5 separate regions of the Mus musculus genome follow, and all the other regions are linked to region 1. Evidence: chromatin loops called from intact Hi-C (ENCODE). Cell type or tissue: heart. All regions are shown on one strand. Links, peaks and the distances in the headings refer to the core of each region. The heading gives the core; the rest is flanking DNA. Region 1 holds the start of Pik3ca (phosphatidylinositol-4,5-bisphosphate 3-kinase catalytic subunit alpha). Region 2 overlaps Zmat3 (zinc finger matrin type 3). Region 3 holds the start of Mynn (myoneurin). Region 4 holds the start of Actl6a (actin-like 6A). Region 5 overlaps Pik3ca (phosphatidylinositol-4,5-bisphosphate 3-kinase catalytic subunit alpha).

Region 1 (6,554 bases), core at 817-5,816:
CTTTCCCTGGTCTGAGTACACATACCGACCAAAGGTTGACCTTTAACTAAAAACAGTATTTGCAAAGAGTACAGAGTCTCAACTGCAGTTTCTTCATTCCCCATGACGGCACCATTACATACCTGGAGATTGCTCCTCTACAAAGATCTGTCTCCTCATTTATGCTGTACATAACAACCTCGCTGACCATATGGGTTGCTGGTGTGTCTCTATCCAAGCACTCATGCAGTCATTCCAGCTTTATGTTACACCTATCTGTCTTTCTTAATCTCCTGTTGCTCCCAGTCAGGTTTCCAGGATCCAGCTTCAGGAGGCATGGCACAATATCATCTTCAAGAACATTCCCTCAGTGACTTAATTTCCTTTTTCTAGGCTTCACCTCCTAGCAGGTCCAGTACCTCCCCATAACACCAAATTTTAACTTATAGTTTCAAAGGAATCAGCTTATTGTAGCTTTCCCCAAGCCTGGGCAGAACATCATGGAAGTTGGAGTGTAGTAGACTGTTTCTCACTTCTTGGAGCTCAAAGCAGAGAGAGGAAAATATAGGAAGAGACCAGGGCAAGATAGAGCCTTCCCCTAACCTCCCTGATCTACTTCCTCCCCCTGGGCCCTGAATCCCACCACTTCCCTACCACCACCTCCCAACACTGCCATTATACTATGAATCCATCAAAGGATTAATCCATTGATTTTTTTTTCAGAGCCTTCCTGATCTACCTGTCTTGGGAAATGCCACCAGACACACCCAGAGGTGAGTCTCAGCAGTTTCCATAGGTGTTTCTTGATCCAGTGAAATTCATAATCATTGTGAATCATCACCCCAGCAATGGTAGTAAATCCGAAGGCAGGAGAATAATTGTACATGCCTCTAACCCCATACTTGGAAGGCAGAAGCCAAAGGACCACCATTTCAAATTCATCCACAGAAGTACAGAATGTTCAAGGCCAGCAGGAGCTACTAAGACATTGCGTCAAAAAAAAAAAAAAAAAACAAACAAAAAACAACAACAACAAAAAAAAACCCAACCTAGAAACAAATAACTATGGTCATAATTTTAGTGATTTGGCATGAAACAATAGCTTTATTGTGGACATCTCGGCCTCAAAATGCTTAGGATGGTATTAACCAGTTGTGATGTTTCACACCTGTAATCTCAGTACTTGGTCTGATGAAGCAGGAAGACTGTGCTGAGACAGAGGCCAACCCATGGGCTCATGTCTAGATCCTGTCTCAATACATAAGTAAATAAGTTAATTCTAATAAAGGAAGAATTATGGTGAAATTATTTAATTCTGATGCATTTTGGTTTGCTTGCTTCACAGTCTAATAATATAATAATAAGTAACTTTTCTTTTCCTCTAAAGCATTTTTCTTTCAGTATTTTAATGATTCTATCCCACAGATGTGTAACATACTTTAAACATTTAGCAATACTGCAGAAAGAATTCAAGGCTGTAATTCTGTAGTAGGGGACTTGCTAGCATACACAAAGTCCCCAGTTTGGCCCCTAGCTTAAAAAACAAACAAACAAACAAACAAACCCAAAAAACCCAGCTGGGCGTGGTTTTAACCCCAGCACTCGGGAGGCAGAGGCAGACGGATTTCTGAGTTCGAGGCCAGCCTGGTCTACAAAGTGAGTTCCAGGACAGCCAGGGCTACACAGAGAAACCCTGTCTCGAAAAACCAAAAAAAAAAAAAAAAAAAAAAAAAAAAAATTAGAAAGCAAACTATTCCCAGCATAAAATTCCCTGACCAAGTATTATCTATTAATATCACACAGGAAGCACAATTTAAGTAATGATGCTTTTAGGACCTAAGATTAACTATGAAATTCAAGGTTATTTAACTCCTCGACCGGGGATAAGGGTGTTCTGAAACTGCCGGACACGACTAGTTAAATATTTTAAAACTCAGATTCCCTGGAATGTGAGATTAAAACGAGGCCTTAGGGTGGAAAAGAAAGAAAACAGGAAATACAGACAGTCCAGTAAAACACAGAGGAATGAATCCTTAAGACGAGGTTGAGGACGCGTGGCAGTTTTGAGTGTATTTCCTGTCCTCTACACTTTAAAAATTCCAGGGGGCACTAGGCTGCCGGACTTGGCTCTGACTTCGATTCTGGACCTTAGGCTTTTTCAATATGATAAAAGACCCGTAAGGAGAGAAACGCAGGATACCGACTGTCTGTCTGTCCGTCTGTTGCCGCCCCCGCCTCTCGACCAGGCTGGCCTCGAACTCAGGAATTCAGAGATCCGGCAGCCTCCTGAGTGGTGGGATTACTGGGGTTGCATCGTTTAAAAGTCAACATATCTCATTCCTTGCAACCAAAACCTTAGGCAGTACCTCACCACGTTGAATCGTACTTAAAGCCAGCATAACTATTTTGAAGCCTCAAAAATGAAAAAGTAACACAGCTTCTATAGCTGGGATACAAGGAAAACAGACTGGACATAGCCAAAGACCTCTAAAGACTGCAGAGGGCTATCGGAGTGGGTTACAATTTAAACCAGTGTTTGCAAAAGACTTCTTCCTGAAATCCGCATCCAATTTGGGAGAGCCACCCTTCATCTTGCCCTCCTTTCGTTTCCTCTTTGGGCATCCCTCGCTCCCGACTTTCCTGTCTGCTTCTCCCAAGACAGACTGCCGCTGGAAGAAGCTAATAGGTTTGACACGTCCGCCGTCCCAGGATGACACCACCGCCTGAGCTACGACTGCAGCGCTGACTCGCACTGCCACTCGGGGCGGAAGAGCAGGACGCAGGCGCAGTGAGTCACTGTTCCCGAACTTGCCCATTGCCCGGCCTCTTCTCCGCCTCACTTCCGGTCTTTGCAGCCCTGTTTCCGGGGCGTTGCAAGTTCGGCCCCTCCTCAGCTCTCACCCTCCTCTGCCCCAGGAGGGGGGAGCCGAGGGGGTGGGGAAGAGTTCGTTGTTTGTTTACACGATGTGAGCGGAAAGAGAGACCAATAAAGTTTATTCTGGAAACAAAAGGAAAAAGAGCCCGGGCGCCGGCGAGCGGAGCCGGGGGTGGGGGCGTGCGGCGGGGCCGGCGCCGAGCGGAGAGAGCGTTCGAGCGAGCGGCAGTTCCGGTGCCGCGGCGGCCGAGGCTGGGGCTGGGGCGGCCGGCGAGGCAGCGCTCGGGCCCGGCCGGGCCGCTCCGCAGCGGCGGGGGAGAGGGCCCGGGAGGCGGGCGCCGCGCCGCCCGCTGTCCTCTCCCTCGGCGCCGCCGCCGCCGCCGCCCGCGGGGCCGGGACCCGATGCGGCGGGAGCCGCGCAGCCTAGAGAAGCCGGAGCGTGAGTAGATGGCAGGGAGGGCGGGCTCCGGGCGGGCGGGCGGGCGGGCTCCCGGCCCCTCTCCTCGTACCCGGCCTCCGCCCGGTCCTCCTCCATCGCGCGATCGCAGCGAGGCCGGGAAGGGCACGCAGGGCCGCACGCCCCGGGGTCGGGTGTTGGCGAGCCCCGCCGCCCTCACTCTCGCCGGGCCTTCCTTTCCGGAGCCGGGTGTCGGCTCGCGGGCGCTCGTCTTCTCCGTGCCTCCCCTGCGATCCAGGGACCGTGCGGCCTCTTCTGCCGCTCGCGGACGGTGTCAGCCTCCGCTCTACGTGGGTAGATGGAAGACCAGCGGAGGGCTTGTGCAGCCTGCGTCTGTGGGGGACAGAGTAGACTGCAGCCCAAAGCTCGTGCCTCCACTGCGCCTTTGTGCACACGCGGGGCGTGGGCTCGCGGGACCCTGGGGAAACCGGCTTGGGTAGATAGAGCCCAGGTAGCTCCGGTCTGGCCGTTGCCACTGCAACTTTTGAATCACTTTAGACCATATTGGAAGCTAGCCTCTCTTGGTATTTGTTGACATCGTGTGATGTCGAATCTCTTGTGTTTAATGATGCGTTGTAAGAAAAGTCCTGGGCCAAGAAAAATAAAAATAAAAGATACTGTGTTGCTAAATTAATTTGGACAAATCAAAACACGGTGTTTTGATTAGTGGGCTCCCACTGCAACTGCAATCCAAGAATCTACCACCGTGTCTGTGAATTCAAGTTGTAAGGTATTTTTGTTTCAAACTAAAGCGTCGGGTTCTGGTTGACAGCGTAGATCACGGTATAAATAAACATCACGTGTTCTGGAAATTTTTAATTACCAGATTAACTGTTCTGCAGTATCTGTCAAAATTATCTGAAAGGGTACTGTTGGTTTGGTGTTTGGTTTTGTTTTTTGGGTTTGGGTTTTGTTGACTTAGGGTTTTGGGTTTTTTTTTTGTTTTTTTGTTTTTTTCCACCTCGTGTTGTGGGACTTTTTAAAGGGAGACAATAGGAAATATGTAGTCATCCATATTTTTTTTTAAATCGTTCATTTTTCAAAATAAGCAAAATAGGCAAGTACACATTTAAAAAAAATTGCAGAACGAGTGATTGAAGCAAATGTTACCACATCAGAATAGTAAAATCATCAGAAGGGAAATAAGGAACAAATGTTGCTATTTTATTGGTGACAGAGTATAATGCTTGAAAGCAAGCCTGCTCAAGTGGAAGGAGTTGAAAGATGAATACACAGATACAAAAACATTGAGCTTATCTAAGGTTTTTAAACTTTCAAGTAAGATGCCTGTAGATAAAGACAGGTCATTGAGTACAGGGAGCTAAGTAGAGCAGTGAGTTTGTGAGAGAGGATTCCCTTGAGAGCTGGATGTGTGTTGCAGACTGGTAACAGCACCTGCGGGTCCTAGACGCCTTGCTTCCCTCCAGCCATAGGTCCTCTATCCCCAATCACTACTCCCTTCAAAAACCGTCTAAATTTAGAAAGAGAATACTCATATAAAGTAGGCGGTGATAACTTTTTAAAGCCAGCTCACTGTCTTAGTCTTCTCTACTGAACAGAGTTTAAACAGTTGCAGTCATGTGCAGAGCCTTTGCTCTGCTGGTCTGTTTATTTGAAGAGAGCGAACTTAATCCTATTTGATCTCTTTAGTAGCTCGAGTGGCATTAAAAGGATCAGTCCTTTCTATTTTACTGTTCTATATCTCGAATTCCAGAGTGGGGGAATCTTTAAAGGAAGTGTTTATGAAGCATCATGAAAGATTTCCCCTCCACAAAAATACTTAGGATCTTTAAAATTATCCAACCTCAAAAATCTTAGAATATCATAGTTTGCTGTGTAAGGTATAGTCAAGTAGGGCTTTAAGAAAGTCTGGTTTCTTTTAAGTATTTTTTTTTTTAAAAACATGTCCTATGTAGACAGAACAACATCAGTTTCCCTGGGAAGTGGTATTCTAATGTGAGGCCAGGCAGGTAGGAAGAGAGACTCATTGACAAAACAGCATTTTCTGACTCCTTTCACCTCTGCCTTTAATCTTGTCCGGGGTCATTGCTCAGTTAATAGAGCTGGGAAACGGGCCCAGAGAGGTTTAATCAGATCACCTTTTATTTTTTAGATTTGCAGTAGTACACGTGTAATTGTGTGTAGTTCCAGGTCTTTGTTTGCTTGGTTTTGGTTTATTTGTTTGGGGAAGGATCGTGTGGCTAGTGCTGCTGTTATTGAGCTGGCATCTTGCAGTGTGGTTTATGGCCTGCAACTGGGGTACTTTTGCCTTCACTTAGCTAGGATCACCAGCATCCGCCACCTTGCCTGGCTTCTTCAAGTTCACCAGTACTTTTCAGTCCTGGCTACACAGTCATCCTAGGGAACAGCTTTAAAATTGTGATAGATGCTGATGTACTTTGTCTGACATGGAGCCAGACCTGGTTCTGTTGTTGTTTTAAAGTTTGTGAAAATCTAATGGACAGGACTGTGAAGCCCTGTCTCTGAAGAGCCAGTCTGACTTGCCTTGGTCCTGGTTCCCCTTCCCTCCCATACTGCAGCTCCCTGGCCTTCCCTTGCTCTCCTGTGCACATGCCTCTTGCACTTCCTGCAACACTGGTCCTCTCAGTCTTGCTTCCCTGGCTCGCTGACTGCCTCCTTTGAGAAGTGCAGCTTGGGTTAGGTGTTGCTGCTTCCTGTTCCCATGGCATCTTGTCCCCCACTGTAACCAAATTTCCTCACTGCATTGTCATCTGTTTGTCTGTGTCCTCCACCAGGATGTGAATTCCAGGAGGATGGGGACTGGCTCTGTCGGATACACAGTTATGCTAAAGCACACTGTAGGCAATTGGATGAACAGCACCTTGGTGATGTTTCTTTATAATGTGTATAATTCATAAGTTTTTCTTGCTGCCAAATGCATTTTTTTTTTCACGAAAAGTACATATCCTTGAAGCTGCTGCTCACATGGCTTTCATTTGGAGACATTTGAGAGGTTATAAATTACATCAAGTAGCTCTCCATTACAAGCACACGCATGCATACTGCCAGCAGATGGACCATTACTAGGTCCCCTGAACTGGAAACCTGGAGACTGGAAAGCATTCAGATCTTCCTTCCCCCCAAATGCTGTGTCTCAGGGAGTCTTCAACTCTTCAGCCTTTGCCGTCCTCTGTCTCAGAAAGTGTTGGATGTCTTTGTAGTACTCAGTGATTTAGCCTTAAAATTCAGGGCAGCAAAGATAGCCTTGAAATGAGCCAGTGC
Region 2 (6,554 bases), core at 657-5,656, 65 kb before region 1:
GGGCCAGTATGTAAGTTCCAAAGCACTGGAGTAAGTTTCTAGATTCCTCATACAAGCCTGTAGGAAAGAGGCAGCTAGAGAGATAGATCAACAGTTAAGAACACTTGCTGCTCTTCCAGACAGCCTAACTTCTCCAGGAAACCTGATGCCCTCTTCTGGCCTCCTAGGGTACCCACAAACATTACTAACAAACAAACACACACACACACACACACACACACACACACACACACATACACACACACACAGCAAGTCTTTAAAGAAAGAATAAAAGAGATTCTTATCTGTGTCTCAGTTGATGGAGGACTGGCCTAACATGCTGAGCCCTCGTCTGACCCCCAACACCAGGCATGGTAGCACACCCCTATGATCCCCACACTTAGAAGTAAAGGCAGGAAGATCATGAGTTCAGGGTTTTCCACTGTTATATAGGAAGTTTGAGGACAGCCCGGGCTACATAAGATCCTCCTGTCTTAAAGAAGATCATTTAAAAAGAGAAAAATAATTTATCATAGATGTGTTGAAGTATTTGCTATGAGGAAATACTGAATGGCCCCTGTGTGCCTACTGGCAGAGGAAAAATTATAGTGTGTTCAATAAATCACATGGAAATAAGGCAAATAACAACACTCAACAGACTACATATCATTAGTCTATAGGTACTGAAAGAAACACCGAACTCAAGAATATAAGTCGAACTGTGAAGGAAAGGATGAGCCTCTTCTGAAATGGAAACTTCTAGTTTCTGTGGAATTAGTTATGTCAACTGATGTTTTGCTGGGGCACACAGGTAGAAGGCTGTCTTGCTAAAGCAGACACGTGAAAGAATGTTTTTCTAAAGTAGTCACGGGTAAATGGATGTTTTCCTGGAGCAGACATGTGAAAAAATGTTTTCCTCACGCAGACACAGGTGAAAGGATGCTTTGATCCAGCAAACACGGGAAAGGACCTGTGATGAAGGAGTATGAATATGACCCCACAGCCAGTGGGAGATGAGCACTAAGCTTTGCTTTGGTTTCCTCCACCTCTCTATTCTTCACTAACAACACACATGTATTGGATTACCTTACAAAATGTTGTTGAACTCAACTTGTGGCTCAACTCATGGCTCAACTCGTGCCATTGAGAGAAACTCACCCAAGGACTGTTTGTAAGATTCCTCTAGCAGCTTGTCACTTGCAGCAGTCTTGCCTCAGGCCAGGTGGCAAGCCTTGCAGTTTCTTCAGGATTGAACTACAGTTGCTGGGTTTGTGCCTGGTGTCACCTGCAGAAAGGACTGGACTGCAGCAGATGGTTCATGTGTGGTATCTGCCTGCCCGAGAGGACTGGTCTGCAGCTGCTGAGTTGTATTTGGTGTTTGCTACAAGACTGAACTGCTGACCAAAAAGACTGAGCTCGCCTCAAAAGAACTATTGCTGACCAGATCCAATTTCCCATCTCCTAATAACGTTTCCCTTCCACTACCTCTGCTGGGTGGTAGGCTAGAGGAGAGGTTGAACTCTTATTAAGAGTAGGTTGCAAAAATTTATGTTTACACTCTTCTAAATCTGTTTTCTTTGAAAATAGAACAAAATAAAGCAGTCTTAAGAGAGGGCTGAGCTCTCTGTGCTATGGGAAGACAGGTCTACTTGATTATCCTATACAATCTGCATGCATTGAATGCATTTTAATTCTTCATTTATGTGGGGCCGTGGGTGTGGGGGGGAGGGGGAGGGGGAGAGAACCCACGTCCTGCTAGAGTTCCGATGCTCTGGGCAGGTGGACACAGGAGGACTGCGCACACTTTCCATGCTGTGTTAAGCCACTGACCCCACATGTCAGGTGGTGGACAAGGGGCAGCCCAACTCCCAGGTTCTTGGTCTCTGGCATCCCACACTGGATACGGCAGAGGAGCTGAGAACAGAATAGGGGCCCTGGGGATGAAGGGAGGAGAGGGCAGGTGGCGCTGGATGGTTCCCATCGGTGAGAGTCCTTGGTCAGGTCCATGGCTGGAGCACAGGATGGCCTTCTGGCAGGTTAGACTCGGCTCATTAGGAGAAAGCCCATCCCATCATTCAAGCATGGCAGGCCTTGATGATCAAAGATGGTCGATGGTTTTAGAGCTTTATTGTAGAAAGACAGGGAGAAAGGAGAGAAGGTAGAAAGAGAGAGGCTGGCCATGGCCACGTGGAGAGAGGGGGTAAAGGATAAAGAGAAGGAGGGCTAGAGAATAAGAAAGGTGAGAGCTTAAGAGAGCGAGGAGGGGCCAAGCAGCCCCTCTTATAGTGGGCTGGGCTATCTTGTAGTTGCCAGGTAACTGTAGGGGGGGGAGGGGAGCATACCTGGCTATAGTCAGGTAACTGTGGGGGTGGAGTCTAGCCAGAATGTCAGAAGCTTGGGACATTACCTGACTGGTAGTCACAGAATTATGGACAGGCACCTGATTCTGGGAATGTGGCTCCACTTTCCATCCCTAGTAGATTTCTCTATTGGGTCACCTGAGCAAGCCCTATTCAACCAAAATAGGCTGCCTATCACAGTCCCACAGACTTATATATACCTTCATACACTCATATGCTTAGAACTGTCATTTATAATAGCCAAGGGTAAACAGAAGGAACCAAAATGCCCACTGATGGATGATGGGTAAGCTCTATGTACCTCTACATGCAACGGAGTACTATGAAGGCAATTTTGGCATGTAGTCCAGTGCTGAGAGAACCTTATGCTTAGAGAAGTAAGACGAATAAGGCAGGGAGCGACAGACTTCCCCTGCTGTAAGACTCCTCAGGTAGTCAGCTTCATAAGCTCAGAGGGCAGAATGGTGGCCACCAGGCCCTGGGGAGGGGAAAACGGAAGGTCGTGCTTGATGACGTTTCAGACTGGGCAGATGAGAACCACTGAGGGGCGGGATGGTGGTCATGGCTACACAACAAAGTAAGCGGATCTGATGCCACCTTAAAAATGATTACAGCAACCCATTCTTTTATGCACGAGTTACTCACTTAAGTCCTTAACTTTAAAAGTCAGAATAATTCCCCAAACTAAAAAAATGGGTTATCATGTAAGAGAATACACACTCAAAGGTCAAGCCACACTGCTGGCTGTTTGTCATGACACACTGGTGTCACCAAAAAGGGCAAACAGACCAGCTCCAGAAACTAAAGAACTAGAGTAACTGACAGCTCAAGGGATGGGAAAACAGCTTAAGGGATGGGAAAACAGAGTGAGTTCAGGATCTAGCTTGTCAAAAAGATAAAAGAGAAAGTCATTTTTAAGATACTCCTCTAAATGACCTACAGTACAAAGGAAGGGATGGAAGGAACTCTCGACCAGGCCGGCCTCGAGACAGTGAGCACTGGGCATTAGCACCAGCCTTTTCCAAATGTCCTGTCTCCTGAGCTGCAACTCACTGTACAGAAACTATTCTGCCCCTGCCCCAAACACATCACATTCAGGAAAAGCTTAGAGCTTCAAACTTGGTTTTTATGCTGTCCCAGTGACTCACTCTCACACGCTGTGCCTTTATTTCATTGTTTTTCTCACTTCCCCAGTCTTTTTTTTTTTTTTTTTTTTTTTTGAGGATCTAATTCCTTGCTCCCGGTGTAGAGACTTGCACTTACGATCACTTCATTCTCAGGTCTGTTCTTCTTGTCCACATGCAGCAAAATGTGGAGTGAGGGGGTTGTCTGGTTTGGTTTTTAAATAAAACAGGCATTCTGAAAGAACTGTATTTGTTTAAAATAAAATAGGCATTCGCCACAATAATTACTCTAGCAGCTTTATCAAGGGAAACATTCACCAATAGTTATTGAAGACACTATGTCTGAATTTTCAAATGAACCTATGTTTTGCTGCACTTACCAGTAAAACGCATATCCTCCACATTTTCTTAAACCTAAATCCTGACTTTAAGCTCCTCACAATGGCTAGATGCAAGCTTTGAAGAGTCCACACGGTGGCGCTAAATACCTATGGGCCAAGTCTATAACCCAGTGAACTGTTATGAAAATCAGAGCAAAGGAGCCTCTGGCAAACAAGGATTAGATAATGAAGCTAATATGAAAGCCATCTTGTTCTTGTCTGGAGGGAAGGCTGCCGTCCAAAATACATTTGAAGTTCTAATTACATACCTAAAAACCCAAATGGCAAGCCTAACTTACCAGCTTCTCTCTCTTCCAAAGGCAGGTCTACCTCTGGTCGCAGAGGTAGATTCCAGGGCCAGGTACATTCCAGGGCCAAGTACACATCTCATGTATGTTAGGGGGTTACACGTGTGTTAGACACATTTATATTAAGATTTTTTGTCTCGGTCCTATTAACACTCTCATTGCACTGCAATAAACTGTCTTCATTTCTAAGTTCTCAATAGTTTGAGTATCCCACAAATAGGATAAATTTTTGTGCCCTGAGCTCAAAAGACAAGTCTTAAAGCTCTTCACAAACACTGGGTGCGGCCTTCACACTCTCCTATCAGGTCACCAGTGGCCTGGGAATGTCCGGTGTGGTCTTACAGGCAGCTGTGAGGCATAGGCTGGGGCATGACCTTGGACTGAGGGCCAAGGTCCCCATCTGGGAAAACCTAGAGCAAGGAAACCTGCAAGGCTCCTGGGACTTAGGCACCTCTGATGGCCCTCCTCATCCCATCTTAAAACTTACAACCTACTTTTCAAACAGACATTTAAATTCAAAGCATGATGCATGCACTCCACAGCACTCCAAAGACTCTGTGAGGACTGCATTCCAGTGACTATGTCCATAACCCCATTTCATAGGTGGAATGCCCAAGAGATGAGTGAGCGTCTGCTCTCTGATGTGTTTCTTTCCAGGAGCAGGAGTTGTCATTCTTCTGGGTTCATTCTCTCAGAATTTGAAGAGAACATAAATATCAGAAGGTATCACAAAACAGAATACACCCCGGTCCCAGGTTAGCTGGGAAGGAAGAGTCGGAGGTGGATGGGTAGCTAGGCCAACTCCACAGCAAGTCCTCAAATTCAGTATTCTAAGCCTTGGAAAGCACACAGTAGACCACATACCGCTGTGAACTGGGAGCGCACATCCCACCTGAAGTATGGGGATGACAGCTGGGTGCTAATCACTGATGCTAACTTCCTCCCGACTCAGAACCGAACGCTTTTGAGACAAGACTCAGAAACTGTTTTATTGAACTGAACACAAAAAGCCCGTTACAATGTCATCAAGCCTTTATCAGAAATCAGTACATACATGAGAATACACAGCCAAGATGAGCCAACGTAAGTGGTCTAAGCTTAAATAACATTCAGACTTCTGTATTTATTAGGCTGAAGGAAATAAAAACCAAAAGAGCAATTTCAATTTCACAATTCACAGTTGATTGGTTTGAATCCTGTGACGTCAGTCAGCTCTGTAGCCCCAGAACATAGACTGGCCCACTGCCCGGTGGCCTGCTCAGACACTCAACGGCCAAGTGACAAGTGGGGAGCGTGATATGACACAGCCCCACTTTCCGGTTTGGACTGGCATTTCTTAGCTGCGTTCTTTCTAGTGAAACAGCAAAAGCACATTTTCGGTTTGCCACACTGATCACGTGAAAGGTTCACATTCTCTCGGCTTCCTGCTTCACTTCTAACTTAAGACAATAACTGAATTAAAACGCACCCTTGACACTGAAAGCAAGATCAGCTTTGCTTCTGGATCAAGAGCACATACCCCAGAGAGGACATGTATGTCTCAGCAGACAGCTGGGATGCTTGACAGAGTAGCCTGGCATACCCAATAAGGCATTTCGAAGGCAACACACAAAACCCATGCCAGGTCACTACAGTTGACTGGGGGTGGGGGGTGGGGGGCCACAGGTGAGCAGAGTCAACGTGAGACTTACAAAGTGACACACTGGCTTACAGAACCTTTGGTGGGTGATCAGATACTGAAAGAAGGCAGAACAACGACCAGCCACGTCCAGGAGGGTTTGCTCCCGAGAGGGCTTTGCCCTGCCTAAGACAGTATCGCTCACCCTGACTTATGGAGTCATTTCTTAAAACCAACAAAAAAAGCATCAGGTAGAGAGTGCATGAGAGGGGTCAGTGATGGAGAACACCATTTTCACGAAGGGGTGGGGGGAGGGGGGGTCACGTGACCACTTACGTAGCCAGAGTGGTCATAAAAGCCATTTAAAGACAAAAACAATCAGACAGACCCTGCATGAGTTGGTGCTCAACAGTGCAGTGAGATTTTAGCAATTGCTTTGGACTCAATTAGAACTACAATTTATATAGCTTGGCATGGTGGTACATGCCTGTAATCCCAGCACCAGGAGGTGGAGGCAGGAGGATCGGGGGAGTTCAAGGTCAGCCTTGGCTACATAGTAGAAGTGACTCACCTGAGCTACATGGAACATCACAAAAACAACAAATACCCACAGGAATATCTCTGTGTTAAGAGAACTGTGAAATGTCTAAAACTAAAATTCTAGTTGGTAAAAAATAAACACAGTCCTTCTAAGGGCACAAAAGGAAGTGTTCGGTTACACTGGAAGCCTAAGATTACAACTTAAATGCACTCAGGTTGGATTGTGATTTGGTTCTCCCCATCCA
Region 3 (6,554 bases), core at 882-5,881, 1.8 Mb before region 1:
TCTTCTTTGGAGAATGTGACTTCAAAAAGTTGGAAACTTCCCACATTCTGGTATAATTGTAAATAGTTCAAGAGACCACACCGCATGACAAAAGTCACACGTCAAGCCACATTCTTACGCAGGCACATCTAGCATGAACGGCCACTGTATGCTTGAATATATTTGTGTATAGAGAACAGAAGTTTTTGTTTGTTTGTTTGTTTTGGGTTTTTGTTTTTGTTTTTTGTAAGGAGTGGCCTTGGGGTTCCTTCCCTGGTCCTTTCGGGGTGGCTTTAGCTATGGGCTCTCCACCCACTTCCACAAAGCCCCCAAGACTGCAGAGTCCCGCAGTACCTGATGGATAGGAAGCTCCTGCGCTCCTGCGCTTGATCACCCACACACAGCTCCTGCCTGCTGTCCGCCGTATGGCCCTTGGACCGGCCCAGAATATTCGGGTAGACAAACTGGGGCTCCCGGGTCCCAGCCAGGCCCGCCTTGATCATTCCCGAGCCGTTGTCGATCACCACTGGTGGCTGGTAGCCGCTCATGCCGCTGGTGCTGCTGCATCTGCGCCTCCAGACCGCTCTTCCCAGGCTGTGCGGTGACAGGTGTTGGTAATGTCGCGTCACAGAGGACCCGGCCATCTGCTGGCCCGCATGACATGAGTGAGGTGCCTCCTGCGACCGCTTTCCATGGGTTGAGCATCACCGCTGCTCCTGGAAGCTCTCAGCATTAATACCAGAAAACCGGGCTACCCTTGCAAAACATAGAAATCTAACAATTTGCAAGAACCTTTCTCAAACACGCTGAATGTCTATTAAAAAAAAATTCTCTTAAGTCCTTGCACTGTGGTTAACAGTAGTGTTCCAGGGCGAGTGGGAAGCTGGAGGAAGACCCTTAACACCGGCCTTGGAAATATCGCTACAGGAAGGCTCTGCCTGGCTTCTGTAAGGATCAATTTCAGGGAGTGCTGGGGTGTGAAACGAGTTTATGTTCTGTATAGTAAAGTAAACAACGTTACATCTTTCCTGTCCTTTCTAAAGATATACACAAAAAGGCAAAACCTTTTGGGTTTTGTAAGATGGTGCATTTTAGCACAGGCTGCCCTCGAACTCAGCGGAATTCCCCTCTTCAGGCTCTGAGTTCTGGGATGCTCGGCTCCCCTCCTTCCCCTTTTCTTTTCTCCGTTCATTTCTCTCTCTCTCTCTCTCTCTCTCTCTCTCTCTCTCTCTCTCCCTCCCTCCCTCCCTCCCTCCCTCCCTCTTCCCCCCCCTCCTTCCCCCCTTATTTCATCCTTTTCTTCATCTTCTGGATTATATCTCTAGGTCCTCCGAAGCTAATTTTCATTTCCTGAGGTTGATGTTTTAGGAATAAGAACATGTCTGCCATTTGGTAAGAATATAAATGCCTTAGATCATTATGAAGTTCAGTTCAGAAAAAGAAAGTACACTGCGCAGCAAAAAATGAACGTCTTGGTGTCTGGTTTCGCGCATCCTTTAGGGGCTTTAAAACAGCACACAAATAGAAGCTTTGGTTTCGAAGCAGGATGGGGAAAAGGGTAATTTACACGTGCTTCCACCAAAACCCGCCAAAGCACTGTACTGCGCCAAATCACAGGCCCTGGCTACAGCGCGCCGCTGCTTCCCAGCTGGAGGAAAGCATAACCTGTCTAAAATGAGAAAAAAAATGAAATTCGGCCAGGAACTAAGTGTGCCTGCTGGTCTCTAGTGGTGTACCCGCCGGGCTTAGCAAAACAAGAAAAAGACAGAATGAATGAAAGGAAGGAAGGGAGAAAAAGAAATTGCAAACAAGTTCAAACTTTTAAATAGTCTCAGCCTGTTAAGTTAACTGTGCTTTGTTAATATTTTTTCTCTCTCCTCATTGAAAAATGCATAAACCTTAAACAGGTGTGAAACGTATATGACGACATCACATAAGAAGAACATTTCAACACACCAGTGCAACCAAGTTTCCGTAGTGTAGTGGTTATCACGTTCGCCTAACACGCGAAAGGTCCCCGGTTCGAAACCGGGCGGAAACATATCTTTTAAAACGGTAACCCGCCCATTAAAGAAACGACCTTGAATCAGCTGTTTTAATGTTGATAACAAACGCCCCAACACACAGACGAGAGCAGCAACAAAAAGGGCTGATGAAGTAGGTAGCTACTGATTCTAGAAGGCATTCTCCCAATCTCTAGCCTCTGAAGCATGTCTGTATTCAGTTTTCTCCCCTCGAGATTCCATTTCCCCCCCCTCCTGTCAGGCTAAATTTTGTTCTTAATTTATATGTCAACTTCACTAAATATTTCAGAATTAACACATTATCGAAAGGGTTTGACAAAAAGATGAAATTAAAAAGAAATTTATACTCAGACATATAAAAAAGTAGCCTCAACATTTTTCTTATAAAAACGACTCGTGGTTTTATTCACAAATTCTTCACAGAGATATAAGCAAAAAGATTCCGGTATGGAAAAAACTCTCAGAGTTTTTGAGACTGTCTTTTAAATAAAGTCACAGGTAAATTCCTTAAAAAGCATAAACGTAACTTATACCAACAAACGTTTCAGTTGTGCTTTTTAAGATTTATGACGTCCGCAGGTTCTAGGGAAGAACACATCAAAACTTAACTTTGCTCTTCTCCCTTTACTGCACTAACTCTGATTTCGAGGTAAATAACTGTGCTAAAATTATTCTGGTTCAGACGTAGGAAAACCTTTTCCGGTAGAAAGCCCACCTTCCTCCCACGTTGCGCATGCCCAGTGTGCCCTGCTGCTTTGCTTTGCTTTCGAACATCTCATCTCTGTTGCCAGGTAAGGGCATTCTGGTAGATGAGCTTTGGTGAGCCGGTTCAAACAGAATTCTGGGGGTCCCAAGAGCTTTCGGATATGCAAAAGAGGAAGGAGTGATTGGTCTCGACTTAAGCATATCCCTCCCACTCGCCCCGGTCAAGAACCAGGGTGCACAACACAGTCATCTCCACTGGAGGGGCGCTAATGAAGACAGGATGACAGGCGAGGAAAAGAACTACAACTCCCAGCATGCAGCGCGCAGCGCGGTTCCCGGAGAGGCCGGCTCTGCACTCAAGCCCGGTCTCCATCCAGAATCTGGGCCGACAGCTGCGGGCTGACAAGGTGAGCAGCTCGCACCGGATGCGAGTGAGCAAGGAGGTGTGATCCGGAGACCTGGGCATGCCGGGAAGTCAGGGCTCTGAGACCCAGCTCGCCGGCCCTAGTAGACTTTTAGCGTCCTATCTCCGGTGTCCCCAATGGACCACACACCCGGACGTGACGCTATCGCAGAGGAGGAAGGGAGAGGCGGAGCGTCGCAGTGACGTCCTCCCAAGATGGCGGTGAGAGAGTGAAGAAACTGTTTCCCTTGGGCGGCTACGGGTGAGTGCCGCCCTCTGTCTGGCCTGTCGTCCCTGCGTTCTGGGATCCCGGGGTCTTATGTGGTCCGGCGCCTCGGAGATCGAGCGCGATTCGGGGCGGAGGAGGGTGTCTAGGCAGAGGCAGCGTCCGCGGTATATGTAGTCATGGCCGGTGCCGTGGGAACTCGCGGGAGTGCAAGCTGGGAGTGCAAGGCAGCGGTGGCCGGGGACTGGCTAGGACTGTCGCCCTCCGCCGCTGCCAAGCAAGCAGCGGGCAGGCAAGGGGTGTGTCCTCCTCCGGAGAGTGATGGAACCTTTGACACAGCGGGTCGGGGCGTTCCCGCCCCCTTGCACTTGCCTGGAGCTTGGAACCTCACCATCTCTGCTTACAGGGTTCAGTGATCAGAGAGCAATGGGAACAACTCGTATCGTGTTCTTATCCTGTTTCAAGGAGGCTTTTCTTAGTCTATTTGTTTAAGCACCTTCAGGTAAAGATGCCTGTTGGAGCTTAAAAGTTTGAGGGGTCAACTCTAGAAGCTTAGGATTTTACGGCCCTGTTTACAACTGTGACATGTTTTTTTTTGTTGTTGTTGTTTTTGTTTTTGTTTTTTTCACTGCCTTTTATTGCATTAGTGTTCTAGTGCAGTAAAACAAAGAAAAGCATTTAATCACCACGAGTGTTCGATGAGGCTTTTGGGGGTTGGGAGGCAAAGGAAGAGCTGTGTTCTTTGGGTTTAGTCTTTTGTCCCACACTCCCTTACCGCTGCATGGGTGAATGTTTGATGAAAGCTTACGGCTATCAGTTCACCGTCTCTTCTTGTCTTTTTTAGATCAAGGGTGAAATCCCATTCTGCTAGCAAAATGCAGTATTCACACCACTGTGAGCACCTTTTAGAGAGACTGAATAAGCAACGGGAAGCGGGATTTCTTTGCGACTGTACCGTAGTGATTGGAGAATTCCAGTTTAAGGCGCATAGGAATGTGCTTGCCTCCTTTAGTGAGTATTTTGGGGCGATCTACAGAAGCACTTCTGAGAACAATGTTTTTCTTGATCAGAGTCAGGTGAAGGCTGACGGATTTCAGAAACTGTTGGAGTTTATATATACAGGAACTTTAAATCTCGACAGGTAAAGTACATGTTTTTATTCAGTTATAAAATCTAGTCTTTAGAGCTAGATTCCTGTTTTTCCAGTTTGCTCTCCATGCTCATTCTCAGTGTTGTTACACAACACACACACACACACACACACTATAGCTTCAGTAGAACTGTTGAGGATGAAAAGATGTTTGGTAAGCACAAAAAACACATTAAAGCTGGTGGTGGGCGGCAGAGGCAGGCAGGACCTAATAAATTCAAGGCCAGCCTGGGCAACAGAGGAAGTTCCAGGACAGCCAGGGCTACACAAAGAAACCCTGTCTTGAAAAAACAAAAACAAACAAACAATACACATTAAAGTCAAGAATTCCATCTGACAGACTTATTCACCAAAAAAAAAAAAAAAAGGCTCTATTTCAATTTTGCAAATTCTGAATTTAAAGTAGGTTTTCCTTTGGTCTTCATGTCCCTCAGGCCCTCTCTCACACAGTCTCTGTCCGTTGCTGCTTCTAGGGTATTTGGAGTAGAGTTGTTGAAGAACCACCTCAGGCCTCATGGCCTCATGGCCTTCTAGTGCTCATATTTAAATGGCAACGTGCAGGACTTTCTGATTGTGGTTCTGGAAAGTAACTTCGTGGAAATGCAAGTAGCATTAAGTCTGTTCCCGTTGTCAACCTATCCAAAGCTTGAATCAAGCCAGAGGCATCACTGTGTTTCTCTTAAGGGTCTTAACCGTTGGGCTCCAGAGGTGCATTGGTCAAGTGCCTGCCGTGCAAGGATGAGGACCTGATTTCGGGTCCTTAGCCACCAAATAAAAGCAGTTTTGTGATACCAGTGCTGCTGGGGTGGAGCTCATTAGCCCGCCCGCCCGCCCTCCTGCCAGCCAGCCAGCCAGCCAGCCTAGCAGAATCTGGGAGCTTCTAGCTCAGGGAAAGATCCTGTCTCATATAATAGGGTGTGAAGGGCAACAGAGGAAGACACGCAGAATCGTCTGCGGCTTCCATACACAAATACACACACATCTGCATGCATGTGTGCACAGGAACACACACAGACTATGCCAAAAGATGCTTATTGCTGCCCCTTTATAGTAAGTAGGCTCTTCAGAGTCTTATAATAGAGATATATTGTTTCCTCTGTATAAAAGCTAGGCTGATAGTCATACATTCCTAGTTGTGGGAGAAAAGTAGAAAGGGCAGAAGCAAAAAGGATCTGGACAGATTATGCTTGCCTTCTTTCCTTCATTTCTAATAGAAGCATGCGCACAAGTAGGGGAGTGGCTGGTAGAACGGACTTATAGGCCAGTCGGGGTGGCGCACGCATTTAACCCAGAACTTGGGATGCAGAGGCAGGTGCGTCTCTTTGAGTTCTGGGCTAACCAGACTTACTGAAGGAAAAAAAAAAATAGACATTGGAATTGTGTCTTTCTGATTGGCTGATCATATGTCACCTAAAGGCCTCCGTGAGCCTTAATCGCCTCATAAAAGTGAGATAGTAGTAACTATATTGGTATTATTGTAAAAACTGAGTGAAAGGTTACTTGAAGCCCCCACTGGGCAACAAACACTTGTTTACTTTATATTTTATCGTCTTTATTCTCTGCCCTCTTCAGTTCTACATTTCTTAGAGGAAACTTGGAAGGGAAAAACGCCCATGAGATTGTGCCACCTACTGACTAGGACTATTAATATTTTTCATACACATCCTTTTCCAGGCCATCTCTACAGATGTATGCCTGTACACAGTTAAGATCCTTTCCTTGTAGCTTGCAGCTTATCCCATAATAAGAATGTACACTTCTTATACATGCTAGGATCAAAACACCTCTTGTTTTTTTTTTTTTTCTGAAAAGGAAGTATTCATGTTTTAGAATTGTTGTATTGGGATAATGAGCAGAGATAAGTTAATCTTCCACAATAATTAAAATTTGGTAAATAATTGATGAATTGAATGGGCTGAAGAATATAGAGTATTTAATACTAACTGCAGATCAGTGGATTTTGAGAGAGTTTTTTAATTTTTATGTTTTCTTTTTTGGTTTTTTTGAGATAAGATCTCACTGTGTGAGTTTGACAGAAACTCACTGTGTGGCTGAAGATGGCCTCAA
Region 4 (6,554 bases), core at 773-5,772, 310 kb after region 1:
AACCAACACAACAAGCACATGTTTGTTTCTGGAAACATAAGACAGACACTCAGAACAAAGACACTGGCCTGCAACGAACACAAAAGGGGATTCCCCCATTTTCTCTCTGTCCCTGGGAGAGTTTCAAAATCTACTTTCCTCCCGCGCCTGATGCAGTTTCCAACTGCGGCCATCCGCCTGATTATAAAATCCTTTTTTTTTTTTTTTTAAGATTTATTTATTTATTTATAGCTGTCTTCAGACACACCAGAGGAGGGCGCCAGATCTTGTTACGGATGGTTGTGAGCCACCATGTGGTTGCTGGGACTTGAACACTGGACCTTTGGAAGAGCAGTCGGGTACTCTTACCCACTGAGCCATCTCACCAGCCCATAAAATTCTTTTTATTAAACCCTTTTATTTCTCTCGCCAAAAAAGCAGCTTCTGGAAGCTGCAGCCGACTGCCTGCCTGTTGAGTTCCTAGTTCCTGACAACTCACTGCTGAACCTAAGTGAATCCAGCGCGCGGGTTTTAGCGCTGTTCCAGCTTAGCCTGTACCAATCTTCTCCGGTACAATTTTTTTTTTCTTCTTCCACAGAGCGCCAAACCAGCAGTGCTTCTTCCAAATGTACTCTGCCATTCTCAGGTCCTGAGTTGGTTCGCCAAGTTGTTGAGGCCGGCCAGCCGCTCACATGTCCGGGTTCGAGCCTGGAAGGCATCTTGGAACTGAAAGAAAAGAGAGAGCCTAGGCAGGTTGAGAAATAATGGAACCAAGTCAACTTTAGTCTGCTCAAGGTTCAAATTTTTAATGGCGGACACGCTTTATAAAAGAGGGGGGAAGTCCATTCCCGCCAATTCATCCTTGGAGCCCAGAACCAGCTGCAGGTGATGATGTGCAGGATAGGGCATAGTCTCCAGAATAGCTCTCAGCAGGTAGCAGTATCTTGAAGAGGAACAGCGACAGTGGCTCAACAATAGAGTGATCTAGGGAGGAAGGCTCCACCCTAGATAATCTCCTTAGTGGCAGCAAGGTCAAGTTCTGGCTCAGCCTGCTTCGGGCTTATGGGAGGCTACAGTTTAGATGTGTGTTTTCATGTGTTTAACATGTGATTAGTCATATCAGGCACACTGTGAAAAAGTTAATTTTCTATAAAGTTTACCTAATTGGTTCATTAAATGAAGTCTCTACTCCAGTAACATATCAAGAGACTGAGCTCAACTGAAATTATGAATGATCTGCTTTCTAATCTTTCTTACTTTATTAAAAACATCTGAGCACAGCTTTTCAACATTGTTACAAGCTGTCTTCTTTGCTTTTAGATTTCTGTATCCTCTGGGTTAGGTGCAGTGAGCTCAAGATGTTGTAATCAACCCTGCTGAACAGCTCTGGTTTCTGTTGAACCCTGGAGAGTATGGAACAAATACTTGATTCTTCTTCGGCCCAAAGAGGTATTTTTTTAATAAATAATTTCTTTTTTAAAAGATTTATTTAGTCATTTTATGTATATGAGCACACTGTACCTATCTTCAGACACACCAGAAGATGGCATCGGATCCCATTACAGATGGTTGTGAGCCACCATATGGTTGCCGGGAATTAAACTCATGACCTGTGGTAGAGCAGTCAGTGTTCTTAGCTGCTGAGCCATCTCTCCAGCCCCCAAAGAGGTATTTTTAATTCTAAGGTTTATTCTCTTAAATTCATGAGAGATCTTGCAGATGGTATTGGTAAAGGATATCAATCTGTAAATCCATCAAACTTGTAAATGAATTGCTAGATATTTAAATGATAGTGGTTTAACTGTACTACTATATATTATAAAGTAAAATAATATCTCTCCAATTTTTCATTATTGGAACCATAGTACTTATACATTTATCATGTATATATCTATTTGAGGCAGGGTCTTGCTATGTAGCCAGTATGCATCCCTTACTGGCCTGGAACTCACTATGTAGACCAGGCTAATTTCAAACTCACAGAAATCCACCTGCCTCTGCCTCTTGAATTCTGGGATTAAAACTGTGTGCCACAATGCCTGGCTTGGAACCACAGTCCATAATAACCTATCAGTTTTATTTAGTCAAACATGAAAACATGACTGGAAATAGAATTGTTTTGGGGTGCTGATCGGCAGTGAGCACTGATCATGGGGACCACAGTACACAGCACTGAGGCAGGCTGTGTTAGGTGTTGCATACATTGAGAAGTAAGCAACCCCTCCCACAGGTCACTTGGCAGTAATGTGCTCTACATCTTAACCAGACACATCACCTCAGGCACAGCTGTGAATAAGCTTGGCTATGCTCCAGTAAAACACAGCACAAGGTTTCTGACATGGGAGTATCATAGTATTCTTAAAACTGTTTTTGAATCATTTAAAATGTAGTAATACACACACGGTGGCATGTGCCTATAATTCCAGTACAAGGAGGCAGAGGCAGGAGGATTACAACTTGGAGACTAGCCTGGCCTACACAGTGAGACTTTCTCTCAAAAAACCCAAATCCAAACCATCACTGTCAGCTCACAGCACACAGTGTCAAGTGAACGGGAGAGCATTTTCTTACTAGCGTTATTCCTGAACCTATGACAGACAGGTCAATTCCTGCCACCTTAATGGCAGGGAAATGGATGAGAGTTTATTCAACCCACCTAAGGTTACAAGTAGCCACTATGTAGCTAGACCCTAGACACTTCAATTTAAGCACTGCTACCAGGTACAGAGCTACATTACACTTGAGCTTTGGAATGGCAGGACTGGTTTGGGCCTTTGGTTATATAGATCAGGCTATCTAAGGCCTAGAGAAGCAGAGGGACAAATTGTTGCAGTAATTTGGGGTAAGAAAAGACAGTGTTCTGGGCGACACTGATAGAGATGTAGACTAAGAACAGTAGACACGGATTGGGGAGGTATTTACAAATGGGTGCTTCCTTGAATAGTGCTCCACTTGCTTGGTGAATGATTTTCACAGAAATGAAAGAAACTGAAGTCATGATTTTTAAATGCTATCTAAATCTAGCTGGAAAAATGTACTGTCTTTTAATATAAATAGCCATTGTTTAAAATGATGGATCCTATTATTATATCTGATTTGCTGATTAATTCAAAGTGAAGTGCACATTTCTTTTTCAAGTATAAATGTTAGTTGAAGTATTTCTGCTTAAAAAAAAAAAAATTCCGAATTCATCACAATCAAAGGCCAGGGATCTCTCCCAGGTAACTAACTCAAGTTCCAGATTCCTTGCACTCAAGTTCCTTTGGCTCCTGGGGAGCAGCCATCCTTTAGAACCAGAGCGGTTGATGGCCTGAGGCAAGCCTCTTAATTCCCAGTACCTAATTAACTCACTCTCGAAACCCGGCCCACTCCTGCACCAAGCCCCTCCCACTCGCCCGCCCACCTAAGACTCCTCCTACTCTATTCGCGCGCGAAGCACAGCTCCACCCACTCCCCCCGCCTTGCTCCTGGAAGCTCGGTCCACCCTACCGGCCGCTCGCGAAGCTCCACCCACCTCACCCGCCCGCGAAGCTCCGCCCCCTCCTGCCCGTACCCCAACACCTTCCCTTCTTCTGTCGCTTCTCCCTCTCCCTGCCCCTACGGATGCCTTCCATTGGCTAAGACGGCTAAACCGCGCGGGGATGCAGCAGCGCCACACTCTGATTGGCTAATGACTAAGCCGGACCCTTTGTCATTGGTTGATACGAGAAACCAGCAAGAGTGGCTGTGCAGCGGGCGTGCGGCCGCTGCTTTGTTGCCGGAGGGGGCGGCGTTGGAAGTTGCAGGCTTGCGGGGCCGGCGTTCTCAGGGAGAGGAGTCACGCCGCTGTTATCTTTCGTCCGGTAGTCTTCGGCCAGTCCCCGCCAGACAGTAGCCATGAGCGGCGGCGTGTACGGCGGAGGTGAGTGAGCGCAGCGGCGCCTCGGGGCGTGCGGACCGGAACGACCGGCCTGGTCCCTAGTCGCTTCCGTTTCCCTCCGGTCCTCGGCGGGCCCTTCCGGTCTTTGGACGGTGCTTCCGGTCCCCGTATGGGCCACGGCCTCTCCTTCTCTTCGGACCCGGGCCGGCGCGCAATAGGTTTCCGGCTTGTCCCGTCGCTGCTCCGAGATGGCCTCAAGGAAGGGCCTTGGCGCGTCTTACCGGCTGGGCTCTGATGGCAGTCCCTGGCACGCCGGGTCCCTCACTGTACCGGTTCCGCCGCGCGTTGGTCCCGGGCAGCTCGCGGAGGTTCCGGGCCCCCGGGGTTGGCACTGGGTGCGAGTGGCGCCCGGTGTTGCGGCTGCTGCTCTGGGTCCTTCAGCAGCCACTACAGCCTGGACATCGTTCCAGGCGTGCTCGGTCCCCAGATGAGCGGATCCCTGAGGTACAGGCTGCAGTTCTCCTGTCCGGCTGGGCGGGAGCCTTTTCTAGATCGGCGATAACGAAAACAAGGCTTCTAAGTACTGTTTTGTTTAAGAGTAGTTACCTAGTTAGAGACTCTCCTCTAGGGGGGATGTTGACAGGAGATGGTGCTGCCATCCCTCACGTTAACGAAGAAAAAAATATTGGCAAGAGTTAAACAACCAGCTCAAAGTTTAAAGACTCGTTGTAAATTGGGAGCAAATTGCTTCTGGGATGAGGCAGGGGTATTCCTTTCTCTGCCGTGTACAGGTAACACGCACCCATCAAGAGTTAAATAGTATCCTCACACTAACAAATCTATATCTGCATTGAGTCAGTAGATCTGTGCCCACTCATTTTAACTGCTGTGTAGGGTTTTCTGAGAATAAACTATAGTAGTTTCTCTAGGAACGGTAGTCTTTTCCCTGGCAAGAAGTGTGACAGTAATAATTACCGTTAGCTAATATTTATCGGCTTATTGTTTGTCAGCACTGTAAGTGCTTTATACATTAAAACATTCAAGGCATTTAGTCATCCTATCCTATGAGGTAAGTATTAAATACATTTTTCGGATTAAACTGTAGCAGAGAAGTTAGTAAATTACCCATCTCACATAGTGTATTAGTCATTTTTCAGTTGCTGTGATTAAAAAAAAAAAAAAAACCAAGAAACAAAAAAACAAAATCAGCTTCTAGAAGAAAGAGTTTACTTTAGCTTATGATTCCAGAGAGGTAAGAGTCCAGTTTGAGAGAGGTATGGCAGCTAACAGCAGGCATGATGGTGGGGCAGGAATCTGGGCTCACGTGTCCAACCTCAAGCATGAAGCAGCTGGAAATAGTGGGGGCTTTAAACTCAAAGCCTGTCCCCCAGTGACAGCTTCCTACATCAAGGCCCACATCTTCTAAACCTCCATAAACAGCACCACCAACTGGGGCCCAGATGTTTAAATATCAGCGTCTATAGGAGACATTTTCATTCAAACAGTTGCATATGCATCTCCTTTTAAACTAGGAATTTCTCCAAACTGGGTATGTCTAAACTAAATAGCTCTGTGATTCTCTTTGGGTGCCTCTTTGTAACTAGCACCAAACTGGGTAGATTGGGCATAGATTGGCTTTAACTAGAGAAACAGAAGAACTTTTAAGGCCTTAGCATTTGAGTAATGTAGGTAAGTAGGATTAGTGTTTTAAATTTTGAGGGGGACCCCATTGAAAAACCAGTACTGAGAAACCCAAGTGCATTATCCTAGGAGGCCTGCTGTTTGGGGTGAAGTATTTGGAAAATATACATGGAGGCTTTTCTCTAAATTAGACTGAAAAAGATTGCCAGCTTTTTTCTTACCACTAAACTGTCTCCTAAAGTCTGGAATGTGTAACTTAAATGATACGTTCATTAAATGCTTTTTACTTGGCCTGTATAAATTACACTCTAATTTCCATGCTGTGCAGTTTTCATATTTTGCTGTGTTTCTTCATTTCATGAAACAAAACATAATTCCCCATAATTGATGAAATTGTACTAGGATGTATTCGGTGGTTTTTATTTTTCTTTCCTTTGTTTGTTTGTTTGATTTGTTTTGTGCCACCAGATTCCCTTGCTGTCATTTATACACATCTTGTGCCTGTAGAGATGGCCTCTGGGCTTTCTCAGCCTCTGGTTTCAGCTTTGAACTTTGATTTGGTGATGGTAGGGTAACTATACTTTTTGCCTGTGCTTTTTGTTTTAGTATAATCGTTAAAAGCTGGTGTTCCCCACCCAAGTTAAAATGCCCCAATTTGGATGCTGCATTATAGAGTCTTCCTGGGATTGCAATCTGAGCTTGGCCCTCCCTCCCTGAATAGGCAGCTTAGCTCTGCATCATTCAGCTGTTACCACAGCTCTCAGCAGAAACCTTCTAGGTTCTGGGAACAGTTTCTTCTTGTTTCCTCAGTTTAAGGATTATGAGGGCAGTCCTTTGTTCATCCTTCTGTACCTGGACTATAGAAGTTTATAATTAGTTCCTTTAGTAAGGAAACTACTACCTGCTGTCAGTGTACCATGGCTTTCCTGATTAAACCTCCATTGATAAAACAGTATGACTTGCCATATTTTAATTAAATACATCTTGAAGGTGCATTTAATACTAGGTTCATGCCAGACATGGTGGTGCATAGTTTTAATCCACTTGAGAGTCAGAGACAGGATCTTTGTGAGTT
Region 5 (5,000 bases), core at 1-5,000, 56 kb after region 1:
TTTTTTGTACTTTTTTCCTGTTAAAGTAGGTATTTAGAGAAGCTATGTTTAAAATAAATGTAGAGGCAGTTGGGAAAATGTAAACATGCTTGCAGGAGACTTGGAAAACTCAATTAGCTTTTTACCTGCTTCAGTTTACTTTATTATTCTCCTTTTCTACTTGCTCCTTTTGTATTTTACATTGAGATTAATGAATTAAAAGTAGCTAAAATAAAGCCTAAATCAGTAGAATACCTAGTTTGTTATTAAATTTACACCTCCCTACCTGAAACACTTGGTTATTTTCTTCTAAATTGGTCGGTTTTAAACGTTTGTGTTATTGATTAAAACATGTATTGGACTAGGAAAAGGGTTTTTCTATCTTTTGAGAAAGCATATATGCTAATTTAAGACTAGATTAAGATCAATACCTGAATTAGAATAAAAACCAAGCTCACTGCCTGGCTCCATGTATTTGCTATTCTGTATATGCTCTTGATCAAGATTACAGTTTTGTCTTATCTAGACACTTAAAAAACAAACAAACAAAACTACTTGTAGGGCTGGAGAAGACAGCTCAGGGATTAGAGCTCTCCCAGAGGACCTGAGCTGAATTCCCAGTACTCACATGACAGCTCACAACAGTCTAGCATTCTTTTCTGGCCTCCACAGGTACTGAATGTACATGGTGCACAGGCAGAAATGCAGGCAAATACCCATATGCATAAAACAAAAATAGAAAGACTGCGTATACACAGATAAATTTTGCCTATTCTTTTAGATCTGAGATGCACAATAAGACTGTCAGTCAGAGGTTTGGCCTGCTATTGGAGTCCTACTGCCGTGCCTGTGGGATGTATCTGAAGCACCTGAACAGACAAGTAGAGGCCATGGAGAAGCTCATCAACCTAACGGACATCCTTAAGCAGGAGAAGAAGGATGAGACACAAAAGGTGTGTGAGCGGCTCTCCCATTGCTTCTGGAGACTTCCCTTGAAGTTGGAGCACAGTGCACACGTAGAGTGTAGTTCTTACAGTTTGGATTTGAGTTCTACTGCCTGCCAGTTGTGTTGTAGATATATTATGTGGGCTCCTAGGACTCATTTTCTTCAACTGTAAAATAAAAACAATACTTTAAACATAGTGCTTGTGAGAAAGAAGCTAATCACGTGACAGGCAAAGCACTTGTCACCTCCTTTGAGCATGCCCACTGTGTGCTCTTTTACATGGCTGTAAGTGATGTAATTAATAATGTTGGTCATGATTCCAAAAATAAGGAGCAGTGAATTTAACTGGCCTCGGTGCACCTGTCACACTCAGGTCCTCGGGACCTCCCACCCTCTTCTCTCACTACTGCCAACTGAAAAGCAAGCGTAGCCTCCCCTCGGTGAAATAGCAGAATCCATTCACCAACTCATTCCCAATACCCAAAGAACATAAATTAGTATTACAGAATCAGTTTTTTCCCAACATCTATGTTAATAATACTGAAAAGAAAAACAACTATTTTAAAGTTGGTGCATTCAAGCTAAAAGAAAGTTACTGTATTAATTTAGAGGCCTTAAAATATGTGACTGAGTTGACTCTTTGAAAGTGCAGCATATAAACTCAAATAGAGATTATTAGAAAATATGTAAAAGTGGCCAGAGCATAGCTGTTGCTGGTACATGAATGGCAAGCACAAGGTCAGCCCCAGCAGCACACCAACCAGGCTGTGGTGTAGTGTCTTCTGTGGTACATGTGCGTGAGTAAAGAAACGAGTGTAAAAAGACAGATCAGAAGGAATTGTGCTTTTCCTGATGTGATGAACCTGGGCAACAGGGCACTGCTTTGAAACTTAAAGAAAAAAAATACTTCTATCTCAGGAGCTTTGAAAAGATAATTTCTTAAGCATGTATTCTGTGCTCAAGTTTGCGTATTAGATAATGACTCTTCTACAGTGGCTTCATTAAAAAAGAGGGGTTCATGACTCAACTCACTGGCAGCCTGAATGAGATTATGGTGAGGACCTGAAGTCACACTTGGTTCCTGTAGATAGCTTTGTGTCTATACTAGAGTATGGATGGCCCTGTGCTAACATTGGAGGCAAACAGAGATCTCAGTCTTTTTACCTTTACTCAAAAGTCTGCTAGTGAGAATTTCTAGCTGTTCACTTAATAGAGAGAAGTGGGGAACCTCACTCCAGATTTTAGGGGGAGAACTGCGCGTTACTACCGGAACCTCTTTTGTTCCATCACATTTTTTATTTTCAATAAATGAACATTTCCTTTAAGTATGTCCGATACTGCTTGATAGTTCTGAATAGATGGATAGATCTATACAGTATAAAGTGCATGGAGTGTGAGGTTCTCTACAGCAAATGCTTTTCTAGATTTTTCCATCCTCACTCTTTTTTACCTAACTGTGAATGTTTGAAGTTCTCTAACAGAGCCTAGAAGAGAGAATACTAAGCTGAAATCTAAAGTAGACCGGTCTTTTCCTTGTGCTCAGATAAGGACCAGCAGACCTTCTCAGTGCAGTGCCAGGGGCCAGGGCTTGACTCTTTCAGACCACATAAAACTTAGCTGTGAAAGCAACCAGTATACAAGTGGCAGGGCAAGGTTTTAATGCACATTCATTTATGAAAACCATGGCTGGTCAGCAAGAAGTACTTGAGAAACTTGGCTTAGAGTCACGTCATCCAACAGAGCTTGCCTTCTGGAACCGTGATCCCACCCTGACTCTCCCCAATAATACTGCTGCAGTCATGGACTTCCCAGGCAGCAGAGTTGGCCTGGCCTAGGGCAGAGAAGCACAGAGCACTGCTGCAGTCCCAGTGTCAAAGGAAGCAGCAGCTACTTTCCCCTTATGAACTGCACTTCTCATTCGGGCTGTGCTTTGTTATCAGGTACAGATGAAGTTTTTGGTTGAACAGATGAGACAGCCAGACTTCATGGATGCTTTGCAGGGTTTTCTGTCCCCTCTGAATCCTGCTCACCAACTAGGAAACCTCAGGTAAGGTTAAGGCCCCTTGTTGATATGTTTCAGTAAGTATTTTTCCATATAAGTCTTAACAAAAATCCAACCCTCCAATTCTTATAAGACAGCAATAGTAAAATAGCCTTAAACTACAGCTACATTTATTTAGTTTCTGCTACTTTGATAATAGTTTAAATCTTTCTATGGTTATAAATTCTGATATCAGGGACAAGAAGTTGGAAATGGTCTATATAAAACGAATTATGTATTCTTAGATTGGCTGGAAATTTATATAAACATTTTTAAGATTAATGTTTATTGGTTTTTAAAATTTTTTAAGTCTTATAAAACTTGAAAAGGTTATATTGTGTATGAATTTTAAGTAAGCCCAAAGACCAAGAGTGTAAAAAGTTAAAGTGCCTGGTAAAGTCTTAAACTCTTTTACAGGCTTGAAGAGTGTCGAATTATGTCCTCTGCAAAAAGGCCACTGTGGTTGAATTGGGAGAACCCAGACATCATGTCAGAGCTACTGTTTCAGAACAATGAGATCATCTTTAAAAATGGCGACGGTGAGGAGAGCACAGTGAGCTCATGCTGGGTGCACGCTGCTGTCTTTGTACACAAGATGTTTGTGAACCATGGCAACCGTTTAACCGTTAGGGAGTGCAGCACGCACGACATCTAGAATGCTTTACAGTGTGTCTGTGGAGACGTCTGGGGAACTGGGGTATTATGCTTTAATATCTGGAGATACTAAAGGTCTGCAGAGAGTAGGCATATGCAGACACTCCTCAGCTCCCCTATCTGCCCTGAAGGCAGACCCTCCTGCTATAAGGAAGTCACTTGTTCTGAGTCTTAGCAACCGGGTGAGATAACTGAAGGCTGACTCCTAGAATTCTGAGTCGAGTACTCCTTTCCATCCCCCTGGGAGTGTTCATAAGTTAGGAAAGCAAAAATAGCAAGTCTCTGCCCTTATTCATTCCTGGGTCAGACTGTGAATTAAATTGACAGAAGCCAGACTAGCAGGAGAAAAAAAAAGTGTGTGTGTGTGTGTGTGTGTGTGTGTGTGTGTGTGTGTGTGTGTGTGTGTCTGTGTGTGTCTGTGTGTGTCTGTGTGTATGTGTGTGTGTATGTGTGTATGTGTGTGTCTGTGTGTGTGTGTGTCTCTGTGTGTGTGTGTGTGTGTCTGTGTCTGTGTGTGTGTGTGTCTGTGTGTGTGTGTGTGCTTAAGAATTCACCCAGAATATGAGACTCCAAAGAAAGACCAAAGCTGGTCCATTCTCCTTAGCTACACTGGGGCTGAGGAAAGCTGACATTACAGGAGGGGAATGGTCAGAACTACATGAGTAAAGGTGGTCTTGACACTACACTGAAGCAATCTCTCCATCAGAGTTGTTTGAGCTGGACACAGAGACATGCAACTGTAGTCACAGCACTTGGGAAATGAAGGCAGGAAGCTACATAGCATATTGAAGGACAGCCTAGGCTACGTGAGATTCTGTTTCAAAGAGTATCATCTCAGAGAAGTCTTTAAATAGGTGACAGTCAAAACCTGATCTCAACCTCCAGTTGACTGTCAGCCTGGTATCAGCCTTCCCCAAGTGAGCTAAAATGTGATCTCCTTCCGAATCGGGAGCCTTGGAATCCTTGCCTGCCTTGGCTTACTTCCTGTATGCAAGGGTGGTTTGTATAGCATCCAAAATATCTGTGTGCTGGATCCTAGGACTATGGCAGAGCCTGCCCTCTATAGCTTAAAGTTTGGACAAAGACTTTTCAGCAGCTAATTCCAAAAGTGAAAGAACCATGAGACAGAGTGCAATCTTCTGAGAAACTAGGGCATTTATGTGGAGAACGGGCTACAGGAAGAGGGGCTCACCAGTGGCTTGTGAGAAGAACAAATGAGAAAACAGTGAGTGCTGTTGGCCCCAGGATTGCCTTATAACCAAATTTAGACTTCATTCTTCATAAAGGTAAATATTTTAAATAGACTTGGAACTTTTTGAAATATCTTGTTACCAAGATGATTGTGCAAATATTTTAGAACTGGATTAAAAAATTAAAGCG

The links. Hi-C counts contacts between places; a loop is a spot of excess contacts. Peaks named below come from ENCODE experiments on the same cell type or tissue, not always from the same donor. Only the 100,000 strongest peaks of a DNase experiment are listed, where the experiment ranks them.
Region 2: a loop joins it to region 1, with 3 times the contacts of the local background. A loop is called at or near these places in 3 of 42 quality-filtered maps.
Region 3: it touches region 1 in a loop (7-fold over the local background); 3 of 42 quality-filtered maps call a loop at or near these places.
Region 4: a loop joins it to region 1, with 2.4 times the contacts of the local background. A loop is called at or near these places in 2 of 42 quality-filtered maps.
Region 5: a loop joins it to region 1, with 2.7 times the contacts of the local background. A loop is called at or near these places in 8 of 42 quality-filtered maps.

Annotation. Positions count from the first base shown.
Region 1 is chr3:32,394,200-32,400,753 of GRCm38, forward strand. It overlaps Pik3ca (phosphatidylinositol-4,5-bisphosphate 3-kinase catalytic subunit alpha), which reads left to right and starts at 2,866. Exons shown (of 21, transcript NM_008839.3): 1 at 2,866-3,293. In heart, for the core only: CTCF peaks have their summits at 2,076 and 2,729; DNase peaks (open chromatin) are centred at 2,212, 2,802 and 3,492; H3K4me3 peaks cover 3,277 bases; H3K27ac peaks cover 2,417 bases.
Region 2 is chr3:32,329,679-32,336,232 of GRCm38, forward strand. Zmat3 (zinc finger matrin type 3) reads right to left here. Exons shown (of 6, transcript NM_009517.2): 6 at 5,114-6,554. Among named protein-coding and RNA genes, the nearest start is that of Gm42201, 6.6 kb to the left of the region's middle. In heart, for the core only: no CTCF peak of the experiment used is centred there; a DNase peak (open chromatin) is centred at 5,433; H3K27ac peaks cover 410 bases.
Region 3 is chr3:30,599,323-30,605,876 of GRCm38, forward strand. It overlaps Mynn (myoneurin), which reads left to right and starts at 2,765. Exons shown (of 8, transcript NM_030557.3): 1 at 2,765-3,373; 2 at 4,182-4,478. The coding sequence starts at 4,213. n-TVaac8 (a tRNA gene) reads left to right here and starts at 1,948; the gene lies at 1,948-2,020. It overlaps Actrt3 (actin related protein T3), which reads right to left and starts at 548. Exons shown (of 2, transcript NM_029690.2): 1 at 334-548. The coding sequence starts at 527. In heart, for the core only: a CTCF peak has its summit at 2,952; DNase peaks (open chromatin) are centred at 1,559, 2,019 and 3,009; H3K4me3 peaks cover 3,596 bases; H3K27ac peaks cover 2,567 bases.
Region 4 is chr3:32,705,001-32,711,554 of GRCm38, forward strand. Actl6a (actin-like 6A) reads left to right here and starts at 3,546. Exons shown (of 14, transcript NM_019673.2): 1 at 3,546-3,880. The coding sequence starts at 3,856. In heart, for the core only: CTCF peaks have their summits at 3,449 and 3,661; a DNase peak (open chromatin) is centred at 3,641; H3K4me3 peaks cover 1,969 bases; H3K27ac peaks cover 1,303 bases.
Region 5 is chr3:32,450,996-32,455,995 of GRCm38, forward strand. It overlaps Pik3ca (phosphatidylinositol-4,5-bisphosphate 3-kinase catalytic subunit alpha), which reads left to right. Exons shown (of 21, transcript NM_008839.3): 14 at 761-932; 15 at 2,866-2,972; 16 at 3,384-3,505. Among named protein-coding and RNA genes, the nearest start is that of Kcnmb3, 38 kb to the right of the region's middle. In heart, for the core only: no CTCF peak of the experiment used is centred there; no DNase peak of the experiment used is centred there; H3K27ac peaks cover 295 bases.